Linked DNA regions of Homo sapiens: region 2 is linked to region 1. Evidence: chromatin contacts called from ENCODE Hi-C or POLR2A ChIA-PET data. All regions are on one chromosome and are shown on one strand. The core of a region is the stretch at or near the end of the contact, and the rest is flanking DNA. Distances in the headings are between cores, read along the strand shown. Region 1 holds the start of GZF1 (GDNF inducible zinc finger protein 1). Region 2 holds the start of LINC03125 (long intergenic non-protein coding RNA 3125).

Region 1 (5,799 bases), core at 1,527-4,026:
TGCCATTGCTGGCTCTCTCTCCTGGGTAGTCCAAGGAATCCGTGAGACCACTGGGGTGAGGGCCATCGGTGGCCACACTTGCCCTGGGGGCAGGAGCAGCACTAACTTGGGAGCCACTGCTCACCTCCACCTCCTGAGACTCTGAGAAATTTTGCAACTCCAAAAGTACTGACTCTAACATCTGTTTCTTTAATTGAAAACAAGTTTCTGATAAATCCAAACATTTCAGCTTTTCAGCCACTTCCAGCATTCGCTGCACCCGATCTTCTTCCACCTGTACCTTTGCAGTGTAGACAAACTCAAGAAATGAAGCAAAGTCAGCAACCTGCACTTCATTTAAGTAGACATTAGTCCTAGTACCATCCACACTCTTCTCATTAAGGAACACTTCCTTAAAAAACTTGCTGGTGGCAGCCAGCACTGCCTTGTGGGCCATGAAGTCTTTGCGGACACCCTGATACTCCACGCTGACTGTCACGTCACACAGGTGACCCAGGAGGCGAAGCTCATGCATCTCATGCAGTAGGTTAAATGGGGAGGATTTGGATTCCAGCAGAACTGCACCGCTTTCCATCTTTCTTCCTTCCAAAAACAGCTTTGAAAAAGAAACAAGAATTATGCATGAGCAACCACTGATGCAAAAGGACTAAAATTTATGAGGATTCCTTCAGTACTTGAGAGGATATAGACTCATTAACAACCTAGCTTTACTCAGGTAAAGATTCGAATGACATTTTACTTCTTAGCAGTTTTCTAAAGTGAGGTTCCTCATGCATTTTCCTAAGGTAATAAATTGGCATGAAAAATAGTGTATTCTAAGGTTTCCTCCAGTGATAAACAAATGATGGAAGTTGTGATTAGTGAAATACATTAACACAGTAATTTGCTCACCAAGGTCACTGTCTAATTTGCTTACATAGTCCCCAAAACTGTAAAAGAATTCATGGCAACAATAATGTCTAGTTCTCTGATCAGGAAACCAGATAATTAAAACACATAGCCACCACCATCTGGGAGCAAATCCAAAACCTCAGGGAATCATTTCTGCCTTTGAAAAGAACCAACTAAATAACTACTTTCCATGAGGAAAACTTCTTGGAAAAGTAGTTCACAATTCATCGCCCATTCCCAACATCCTAAACTCCTCAGAATTTGAATTATTGTTACTCTACTGAAATAATGTTAAGTTCCACAGCTTTTACAAGCTGTGCTACTTTGAGCAAGCAACTTCTCTGAACCCATTTCCTCCTCTGAAGAAGGCTGACCGGCTGTTACCAGGGTTCCATGAGCCTGAAACTTGTTGGCTAGTTTATTGGTTTCCCACACATAGGCCAAGGTGCTACAGTGATCCCCATTTCATAGATGAGGACCTATCAAGGTAACAGTCAATGGCTGGTTGGGACATGAGCCAGGGCCTGGTGCCCGGATTCAACTCAGACTACTCAACACACTCTTCCCCTCAGCCTTGCCAAAGGCAAAGGGCTATCTTTAGCCCCTAAATCTTTCCACTGCAGCGGGCATGCAAATTTCACCAACCCCACCTAAGGCCTCCAGATACCGTCACCCCATCGTCATTTCTGCTGCTTTGCCACAAACTCCCTGAATGTGTTTTCTCCCTGCCCTTCAGCTCCTGAATCTACCTTCCTCTTTGATTCCTGTTTCCATCCATCCAAAGCACATGCCTTCCTTCTAGCCTCCTTCGGCCAGACCACAGATGTCACCTCGGATTCAACGTGTCTAGAAAAAAAGTTGTCATCATCTTCCCTGATAAACTAGTCCCACCCCTCTCCCCTTCTCCAGTCTCATCAATGAGACCGCTCCCCACAACTAGCAGTCCCTCAAACATGGAAAAGACTGCCCTCTGGGAGTTCCGCTGTAAACAGGTACCTATGAGGCTTGATCAATGTCGCCTGAAGGAGACGCCCCAGTAAAACTGTGAGAACACTGACAAAGCCTAAGGAAGGGATCTATAAGAGTGGGGCTCTTATAGAGCCACTGGGGTTTCAGTGGTCCCAGCCCCAGCCTGGGGAAACAAGACTGCAGAGGGCTCTCTCAGCCTGATGCCCTGACTTCCCCAGACCTCTGCCAACAGGGCCCTCGAGGAGACCTGATTTCTCAATCAACAAAGTGGGTTCTGAGCGCGATTTCCTATGTTGCTTGGCTACTGGAGTGCAGGCACTGGAGGTGGCGACAGGGCAGTCTGCGGCCGGTGACAGCTGCGTATCCGCCGAATCTCATTGGCATTCCGGCCGCCTCCCAGTGCGCCCGGCATCTGCACCAACGTCGGCGGCCCCTGAATCCCCGAGGCTCACGGGGCCAGAGCCCTTCCAGGAGACGCTGCTACCCGCAGCCCAGTCCACGGCCACAAGGGCCGGGGTTTCCAGTGGGGCTTAAATCCGCCGCTGTCCTCGCCGCCCTCACGGCACCTCCCACCCTTCCCGCGCCACTTGGCCGCCCCAGCGCCCGGACGCCGCTCGGCCACTCCAAAGACGACCCAGAGAACAAACTACTGCAGCCACAGAGAAGCCCCTCCTCGGCCCGACGCGCCGCCTCCCGACGCGGGCATCCGGGGCCGCGTGGATCAGGCCCTCGGGCCGCCCCCTGCCCCCGCTCCCGCATCCCCGAGACGCGCAGGTCCACAGAGCAGCCGGGGCGCGCGGACAAAGAGGCGGCGGCGGGCGGCGAGGGGCCGGAGCCAGGCCTACGGGCCGCGCACTCACCTCCCAGCCGGCGCCCCCGCTGCAGCCGCTGTCCGCTGGACCAGGCCGGTAGGAACGGCCGGCCCGGCTGGGCGTGGCGTAGCACCCTGCGCGGGCACCGCCGATTGGTCGCTGCAGGCCCCTCCCCTCCCGCGGCCGGCCCCGCCCCTGGCGGGGCTGAGGAAGGGGCTGAGCCACACGTCGGGCGGCGGAGCGGTTCGGGCAGTTACCTGATCTGGCCGCGCGACTGACTGGCGACGCCGGATTGCGTCACCCGCCGCATTGCGTCACCCGCCGCGAGCCAAGGCCTGCGCCTGCGCAGGAGACAGCGACGTCTGCGCTGCGGCACGCCACAGGGGGGCGGGGCCAGTCGCGAAAAGTCACGTGAGCGTCAGATTCGCGTGGTCACTTTCGCGTCCATTCCGGGCTTCTGGCCGCAAGGCGCCAGCGCTTCCGGGCCCCAGCAGCCTGCGGTCAGGGCCTGCAGCTGGCTTCCCACTAAGAGCTGCTCACGTCCCCGAGGCCGAGCGCACCCTTAGGGCACGGTGGCCACGCGAGGGACCTCGCGGAAAGCCGGGCTTGGAGCTGGTACTCACCTTGGCTACTAGGGGCGCAGATGCCTCCACGGGCGCTGGAGAACTGGCGCCAGGCGGGGCTCGGCGCGGCGCTCTCCTCTGGGGCGCTTCTTCCGCGGTGCCCCCGCCCTGCTGGGGGGCTCGGCGCGCCAGGAGCCGGGACCGCACCCTGCCGTCTTTACTGCAGGGCTTTATTTCCAGGAGTTCCCATTCGGGCGAAAGCTTTGTTCACTACAGAACTTCCCCAGAGACCCATCCACTCTTCGGGGAAAGCACAATTGATTCCCTAAGATTCGCTGACTCCTCGAAATCTTGCTGTTTCCACCAATTCTTGCTCAATACTAACTAAAGCCCGCTTTGAAACACCTTCCTTGAGTCAGACTTCCAGTTCTCAATAAACTGACCTTGCCTTTTGCTCCCAGCCATTGGTAAAGCTTTGCCAGGTCATGCTGTCCCTTACTGTGGCCAGCAGTTAACTCAGCCTTGTCTTACCGACACGTTGAGTTTGTAATGTTTGGGGACTGTCAGGACAAATACAAATTTAAAATAAGGTTTACTACTTCCTGTTGAAAATATGAGATTTCCCTCCCTTTTTCTTCGAACATTTACTTTTAGAAAATTGGTAATTAGTGTAAGTACTTTTTCCTCTCTTTGAAATATATAAATCCTTTTGAAGACTAGTTAGGCCTTTTTGTGCGCTTTATAACCTAGATATGTCTTTTTCTAGGACCTAGGAGCCATCTCTTTAAGTATCAAGGGAGTTAATGCCCCTGTCTCCCAGTTTTAATGGGGGAGTAGGAGCCTAACTTCAGTGGGCCCTTTGCTCCAACTTACAAAATTATCTCATATCATAAAGATACAAGTTTCTTTTTCCTCTAGATAAAGCCAATTGGCTAACACAGAGGATCATCCCAAATATCAGGTTAGATGAACTGTGTGTGATGAAAAATGCTGCCAAGTTCCCTTGAGAGCTAGTTATTGTTTATCTTGAAAATGTGTGTAATAGATTGCTTGGCTGCACAAAAGAGTGAGATTTCGTTCTGTCTTTGCAGTCTCTTAATGGATTGCCTGTGATGGGTATCACATTCTAGTTTAATGCTTATTCAATTACAAAGTGTTTTCTTTCTCCACTACCTTTCTGAAGAGGGTTGGGAGATTGTACTTTTAATTATATTTCCTGAACAGGAGCCAGCTTCCCACACATAGTAGGTGCTCAATAAATATTTGAAGAATGAATGAGTGACAGAAATCTTTCTTAGGCCGACTCTCTATATTTGCATTCCATGATTTGAAGAAATTGGAATGAACGCAGTTTTCACCCATGGCTCCAGCAGGCCCAGAATCGTGTTTTATGATTTTGTTTTGCATTACAAAAAGGTGGTCAGGCACGGTGGCTCACGCCTGTAATCCCAGCACTTTGGGAGGCCGAGGCGGGCCGATCACTTGAGGTCAGGAGTTGAAGACCAGCCTGGCCAACATGGTGAAACCCCGTCTCTGCTAAAATACAAAAATTAGGCCAGGTGCGGTGGCTCACACCTGTAATTCTAGCACTTTGGGAGGCTGAAGTGGGCGGATCACCTGAGGTCAGGAGTTCAAGACCAGCCTGGACAACATGGTGAAACCCTTTCCCTGCTAATAATACAAAAATTAGCTGGGCGAGGTGGTACATGCCTTTAATCCCAGCTATTCAGGAGACTGAGGCAGGAGAATCGCTTGAACATGGGAGGCAGAGGTTGCAGTGAGCGGAGATTGCACCACTGCATTCCAGCCTGGGCAACAGAGGAAAACTCTGTCTCAAAAAAACAAAACCAAATTAGCCGGGAGTGGTGACAGGCACTTGTAATCCCAGATGCTCAGGAGGCTGAGGCAGGAGAATCACTTGAACCCAGGAGATGGAGGTTGCAGTGAGCTTCGATCATGCCATTGCACTCCAGCCTGGGCAATAGAATGAGACTCCGTCTCCGATTATGTTAGCTAGCATAACATAATGCTAGCTTATCCATTCAATACTGAAAGGATTGCTTTAGTTGAGTGTCTTAATAGCTTTAAAAATAGAGGTCATAAGACTCACAGACTCTTTGTGGCAATACTAAATGATAAAGAATGAAGGGCCATGCCTGGCAAGGGTTGTCATGCACCTCTACACTTCAAGAAGAAACTATGCCTTAACTGCCACAAGGTTTTTATTCTCTGGCAGCCAAACAAGCACTGGCCTCTAGATAAGCAATATTCAAACAATGTGCTTTTCATCCACCTCCACATGCTGACTGACACGCCCCCTGCCCCAGCCCCACCACTTCCACAAATAATTACTGCTTTGATTGGACCAGAGACTGACTGCAGTAACTTTTTCCTGATGGGAAACAACCGAACAGGGGCTGATTCTGGCGGTTTACAGAGGCTGCACACAAGTGCATCGGTGTCCTGAAAAGATCTTTCAACTTATAGGGTCTAAATGTAATACATGAATACCTGTAAATGCTAAGAGTCCACCCCAAAGTAAACATAGGTCACCTGTAACATGC
Region 2 (5,588 bases), core at 2,860-5,359, 210 kb after region 1:
TGCCTCCTTGATGGAAACTCGGGTGTTGCTGTGGAATTGAGATGCTGTAAACACAGGATCCAGTGATGGCTTTCGGTGTGCATGCTGCCCTGTTGCCTTCCACTGTGTGAGTCAGGGCAGGTCTGTGACCCACATGCTGTGGTGGAAGGGACCTGGGCCTGTGGCTGTAGAAGGCCTGGCCACCTCCTACAGATAGAGCTCCTATTTGTGCTCTGGGAGTGCTGAGCTGCCATGTAATTAAAAAGTCCACATGGAGAGGCCACGAAGAGAGGCAGAGACCCTGAGATGACGCTGAGGGTCCTGGCTGAGTGCAGCCTCCTGGCCGTTCCCCAAAGCACTGGGCCTCTGAATGAGCCATGCTTGGTGTCTCACCCCATTTAAGCCCCCCTGTGACGACGCCACACAGTCACATCAAGCACAGCAGAAGGACCACACACTCAACCCATGGTAGGGAAGAAGAATAAACTGCTGTTTTAAGCCACTAAGTTTTGAGGTGGCTTACTTCACAGCAAGAAAAAATGGAGACTATTACAGATGAAACAAAGTCAAGCCTAGGGCCAAGTCGAGCATCATGGCCAGCACAATCACAGTCAGCCTAACTATCCTGCCTGTTCATGCTGGCTTAGGACATGTGACAGTTCCAACCCCCAGCAAGGGGCGGGTAAGTTCCTGGGTCAAACAAAAGGTGAGGTCAGGTCAGCAGGGGTCTAGGCAGGTAGCTCTCATGAGGGTAACGGATTTCCTCCACCCACCAGGATTCCGGCAGGCACAAAGGCCCAGGGCATGATCCCGCTGGGTAAGGAGTTTCAGGGGAGACCTCCAGAGGCCCAGCCTCCCTGGTCTTGGGAGGCCCCCACAGCAAGGGAGGGCCCTCTCTCATGCCCAGTGCCTAAGAAGCAAGGGTCAATTCCTAAGAGTTCTCAGTGGCCACTGCAGAGAGCAAGGCAGAGGCAGGGTGCCTGGAGTGTGTGTGAGATTCCTCCATGGTCAGCACCATCCTTTTTCTCTAACTGAGCAGCCTTCAAGAGTTGAGCCACAGGAAGCTTCAGGGCTGCCTCTGTCCTCCCTGGCCCCAGCAGGGAGTAGGGAAGACTCTGGCCTGACGGGGAGGAAAGGGCAGCAGCTTCTCTGCACCCCGTGAAGGATGTCTCTTTCACTGTGCAGAAAAGAGAGTGGTTTCACTGTGCTCTACTCACAGGAACGGGCCCCTCTTCCTCCTGGGGCAGCCTATGGGAAGAGGGGCAGGCACCTGCCACCCACTGGCTGTCATGGCACCAGAAGGTCACACTCCAGTGGCAGGAGAACGATGGGCACTGCCCCATCCCTCTCTTAGCTTCAAGGCCTGCCCTGGGTGTGAGGGGCAGTACACTGCTGATGGTGCTGGCCCAGTAGCATTGTGCATCCCATGCAGCCCAGCCCTGGCATACAAGCCTGGCACACAGGCACCAGACCTAGCTGCTTCTCCAGTCACCTGCTTGCCTGCTGTGGGGCCTCAGGGCACACTCTGCCCTCACCCATTTTAGGAGCTGCCTCTTCCTCAAAGCCTTCTGAGTCCTCCCCTTCCCTTATGGGTGAGCCCCTCCCTGCCCCTGAGATCTCTGGGGGCACCTGTGCGACTTCTTCCCGAGGTGCCCTATACAACCCCTTGCCTAGTAGATTCAGCTGTGTTTTCTCAGACACCACAAAAGGCTTGTGCATTCTCTCGGGAGCCAGCCCTGGCGGCCTGGCAGGAGGAGCTTGGAGCTCTGTGTGCTGAGGAATCTGGAGCTCGCCCAGGCTCAGGTGCAGGGTTCCATGACAGGCTAACCATGCCTGCTGGGGAGCAGGGGGCACAGCGGAGGGTCAGGCTTTGGGAATCCATGTCCCAGGCCATCGTCACAGCTACACAGCTTTCTTCTTTCCACTTCTCCCTCAGATTTTCTAGCCTTTAAATAGGGTTCCTACAGATGAAGAGAAATGTCCCAGATAGAAACCCCACTGCGGAAAGTGATCCCCTCCCTCTGGGAAATAGAATCTCTGAAGAGGATCTTAGGCAGGATGGCACGCTGTGAGTTCAATCAGCTTTCTCAAGTGTGGATCTCAGGTGAAAACCAGGCCAATTCTCACCACACATCAGGGTCTAGGCTCCGTTTCCTGGCAGTGAGTCAGAGGGGTGACCCGAGGCTAAAGGCAGGATGGCACCTGGTCTAAAAATGGCCATGGTTAATCCTCAGGGTAGCAGCAATGGCATTTTTTGAAGAGTCAGGCCAGGGTAAATAAACTCTTGAGATGTAAATGTTTAGTCTTCTTTATTTCTGCCCATCTTGAGCAGAGCCGGGCCCTAAGCTCTGAGCAGGTTTAAATTCGCACAAGTGATAGGTCCCCCCTGGAGATCCTGCATCCCAGGTGCACTCAGCCCTGGCCTACAGTTCTCCTACAAAAGGCTTGTTCCTAGAGGACATTCACACATCAGAGGGAGAGTTAAGCAACATCATTTATTTGACTCTTCACTCACTTAGCAAACTTCGACTGAGAGAAGAAATTGAGTTTGTTTGGGAGCTGGTCCCAGGGAGCAGGAGGAAGAGGAAGAGTCAGACAGGGAGGAGGCAACACAGGGTGTGTTTCTGGGCCTTTGAAAGCACGCAGATTGCCTCTCAGAATTGTCCCTCTGAAGGACGAGGCCATATGCACTAGCTCCTACCTTGGGGACACTGGTGCCCTCCCCCAAATACCCTTCAGGTGGTGCCTGCACTCAGGCTGAGGAGGAGGATGTCACGGTGTAGGTGCAGGGAAGGGTGCTATCAGGAAGCACAGCTGTGTCCACCACAGCTGGGGGCCACGGGCCTGCACCTCCACACAGGTGTTGGCTGCTGCAGCCTGGGATGGTCCTCTCTCTCCAGCCCCAGGTCCCTGTGGCTGGGCCATAGGAGTCGCTCAGAAGACTTCATCCCAAACTCACAACTACCATCCTCATCTGAACCTTTGGAAGTCATGAAAATGTGGAAGCACTGGCTGGAAGTTAGCAAGCAGGTTATTATCGAGGCAATGGCTTATGCCGTCTTCCTGGGACCTCCATGTGGAGGAAGCCGGGGCTGCAGCAAGACCTCTGTCTTCGCCCTCGCTGTGGGTCTTGGATCTCACCAGAGCAGGAATCCTTTCAGACCATGGTTTCCTGGCTTATTTGTTTTGTAAAAAATCTGCTAAAGAGGGACTAAGAAGATGTGAAAGCCACATCCACGTATTTTAAAAGTTGCACATATTTTAAAAGTTGCACATAGAACAGGGAGGAGCTTGTCCTGTGTATCCCAGAGGATAAAGCTAGGGACAAGGGTGCTCTGTGTGTGTATGTGTGTGTGTGTGTGTGTGTGTGTGTGTTGTTTTGTTTGTGGTTCTCTGTGTCATCCCCATAGGATTTGAGAATGAGGGGAAGTAAAGGAAAACAAAGGAACACTTTAGATTGTCCTCTTGAAAACTCATGGATTTCCAAGCACTGTGCTAGAAGCTGCCACATCAGCATCTTCTGGGAACTTGTTAGAAAGGGAAATTCTTGGGCCCACCTCAAACCCACTGATTCTCATACATGCTCAGGTATGAGAATCACTCTTCTAAATATAGGAAAAGATCTTTCTAACAGATATCATTGACCAAAGTTGCAGTGCCTTTCCTCATGAGGTGGTGAGTGCTACTCTTCTGGAAGCATTCAAGAGAAGGAGTAACCATTAGTCACGCATGTTGCAAAGGAAGTGAACACAACAGGTACAGAGTTCAACTGAAGTCACTTCCTTGGTTGCTCAGTATTTTAGCAAACATTTACTGACCAGCAGTACTGGGCACTGTTCACAGTGACAGGCGACAGGAATAGAAATCCACAGAAGCTCCCCGTTCTTGCCTGCTCCGAAGACTGAAGTCCAGCAGTCTCTCATGCTGTGGGCCCAGACACTGCTCTCTGTCTTGACTGCCAAACCCTGGCTGGCCAAGTGACGATTCACCATCCTTACAACATACTCCAGTCACTGAAGATTCCCCACGGAACCACCACCTTCCTGCTCAGGCCTCTTCATCTATCCAACAGGAGGAGGGGAAAGAGACCATTGACCCAGGACTGCCCTGGCGTGCATGAAGCCCTGAGTGAGGGCTGTGGCAACTTCCCGGCCTGCACACACTGCTGCTGCTTTCTTGGTGCCTATGAGTCATGCCTTGTCACCCGTGTGACATTAATCACTCAGTGGGACTCAGAAATCCAGCAGATGAATTCTGAAACTGAGTTGGGGAGGAGGCCAAATGTCTCATCGTGAGATGAGTCCCAGGGTACAGTCTCGGACAGATGAATATTCTAGATTACAAGGCTTAGCACTTTAACCAGAGAATAAATACAGACTGTGGTTGTTTCCATGTATTTAAAAAAAGTAAATTATGACACAAGTGATGCACATTTGTTCGGGGAAAGTTACAGTACAGATGGGCAAAACCAAAGAAAAAAGTGCATCAGTTCCCCTAAACTCCACCACCCAGAAACAATTGCTATTAACAGGAGGACGTGGTTTACTTCCAATGCTTTTCTGGGCACATATGTAAGTGTGTGTGTGTGGCAGTGCAACCGTGGAATCGCATTGTAAGACTTGACCCTAACACAGCTTTCCATTTAAAGTATATTGTGAATACGTTTCTACGTCAATACATTTAAATGATCAATTTTAAAGCTATCTAGCCCTCTACTGGCATCAATGCAAATTTTCCTCAGATTGTATCACGTTTAAAAAGTTTTTCTAAGATACACCACACACTCTCCTGCCTTCCCTTCCTGTTTTCTAATCCAAGTACAGAAACATGACATTGCTTGTTTCTAGGTGCCTTGGGGTCGCTGTTATTCAGTGAACCCCTCAGGATGTAAAGTTTCAATAAAGAAGCAGTTTGGTAGAGACAAAAGAGCTCCAGATTAGAAATCAGGATAGCTCTGGGCCCCTGTGCACTCAGGCTCCACATGGTTATGCACAGAACCTTCAGAACCTTCAGATTCATCACTAGCAGGATGGGTCCAGGGCGTGGGTCTTTGCTATGAGATCACCTTAGGTACCTCTGGAGGAGCTGGTCACACCAGTGATAACCCTTTGGAGAGGAGAAAGTCAATGGAGGAGGAGAAGACATGCCTCAGAATCACACCCCAGTTGTTGCTTGAAGTGTGGTCAAGGAGCTGCTTATCTCCACCCACACCTCCTCCTGGACACACAAAGGATATACATTCCTGGGCCCAGTTCAGCTCTTCCAAATTGGAACCTTTGTGGGTGAAGCACAAATAACATGCTTTTAAACAAGTACCCCTGAAGTTTGTCACAGAAAGTTGAGCTCATTGCTCCACTCCTAAAATGTCATTTCTCTTAAACATCTGAAACGGTTCTGCTCGGAGAGGCCACCTGTTGACCACTTGCTTGGCTGCTTGGCCTCGTAGGGCAGGGGGCAAGCAGGAGACAGAGGAAAGATCAGGATCGACATTTTTCTTCAGTGTTCCATAGGAAAACCATTCTTTTATGTTTCTCTTTGGCATTTGCAAATACACACCAAAGATTTGCCTCCTGTGAGTTGTTTTTTTTTTTTTTTTTTTGGCGGGGGGT

The links. A loop is a pair of places that touch in the nucleus more often than their neighbours do. ChIA-PET counts read pairs that join two places held with the same protein, here RNA polymerase II (POLR2A). Pooled maps may share reads with other maps.
Region 2: a map of ascending aorta shows a loop between it and region 1 (4-fold over the local background). The contact joins the promoter of LINC03125 here to the promoter of GZF1 in region 1. A Hi-C loop is called at or near these places in 16 of 168 maps with a recorded cell type or tissue (CD14-positive monocyte, HCT116, IMR-90 and 10 more), 4 of 37 single-sample maps with no recorded cell type and 22 of 50 pooled maps. POLR2A ChIA-PET finds 5 or more read pairs at or near these places in 10 of 52 experiments (GM12878, HEK293T, HepG2 and 7 more).

Annotation. Positions count from the first base shown.
Region 1 is chr20:23,359,159-23,364,957 of GRCh38, reverse strand. It overlaps GZF1 (GDNF inducible zinc finger protein 1), which reads right to left and starts at 2,776. Exons shown (of 6, transcript NM_022482.5): 1 at 2,721-2,776; 2 at 1-595. The coding sequence starts at 574. RefSeq lists enhancers at 1,177-1,236, 3,051-3,310 and silencers at 2,491-2,980, 3,401-3,490.
Region 2 is chr20:23,146,624-23,152,211 of GRCh38, reverse strand. It overlaps LINC03125 (long intergenic non-protein coding RNA 3125), which reads right to left and starts at 4,109. Exons shown (of 6, transcript NR_199692.1): 1 at 3,798-4,109. RefSeq lists enhancers at 983-1,966, 3,461-4,660.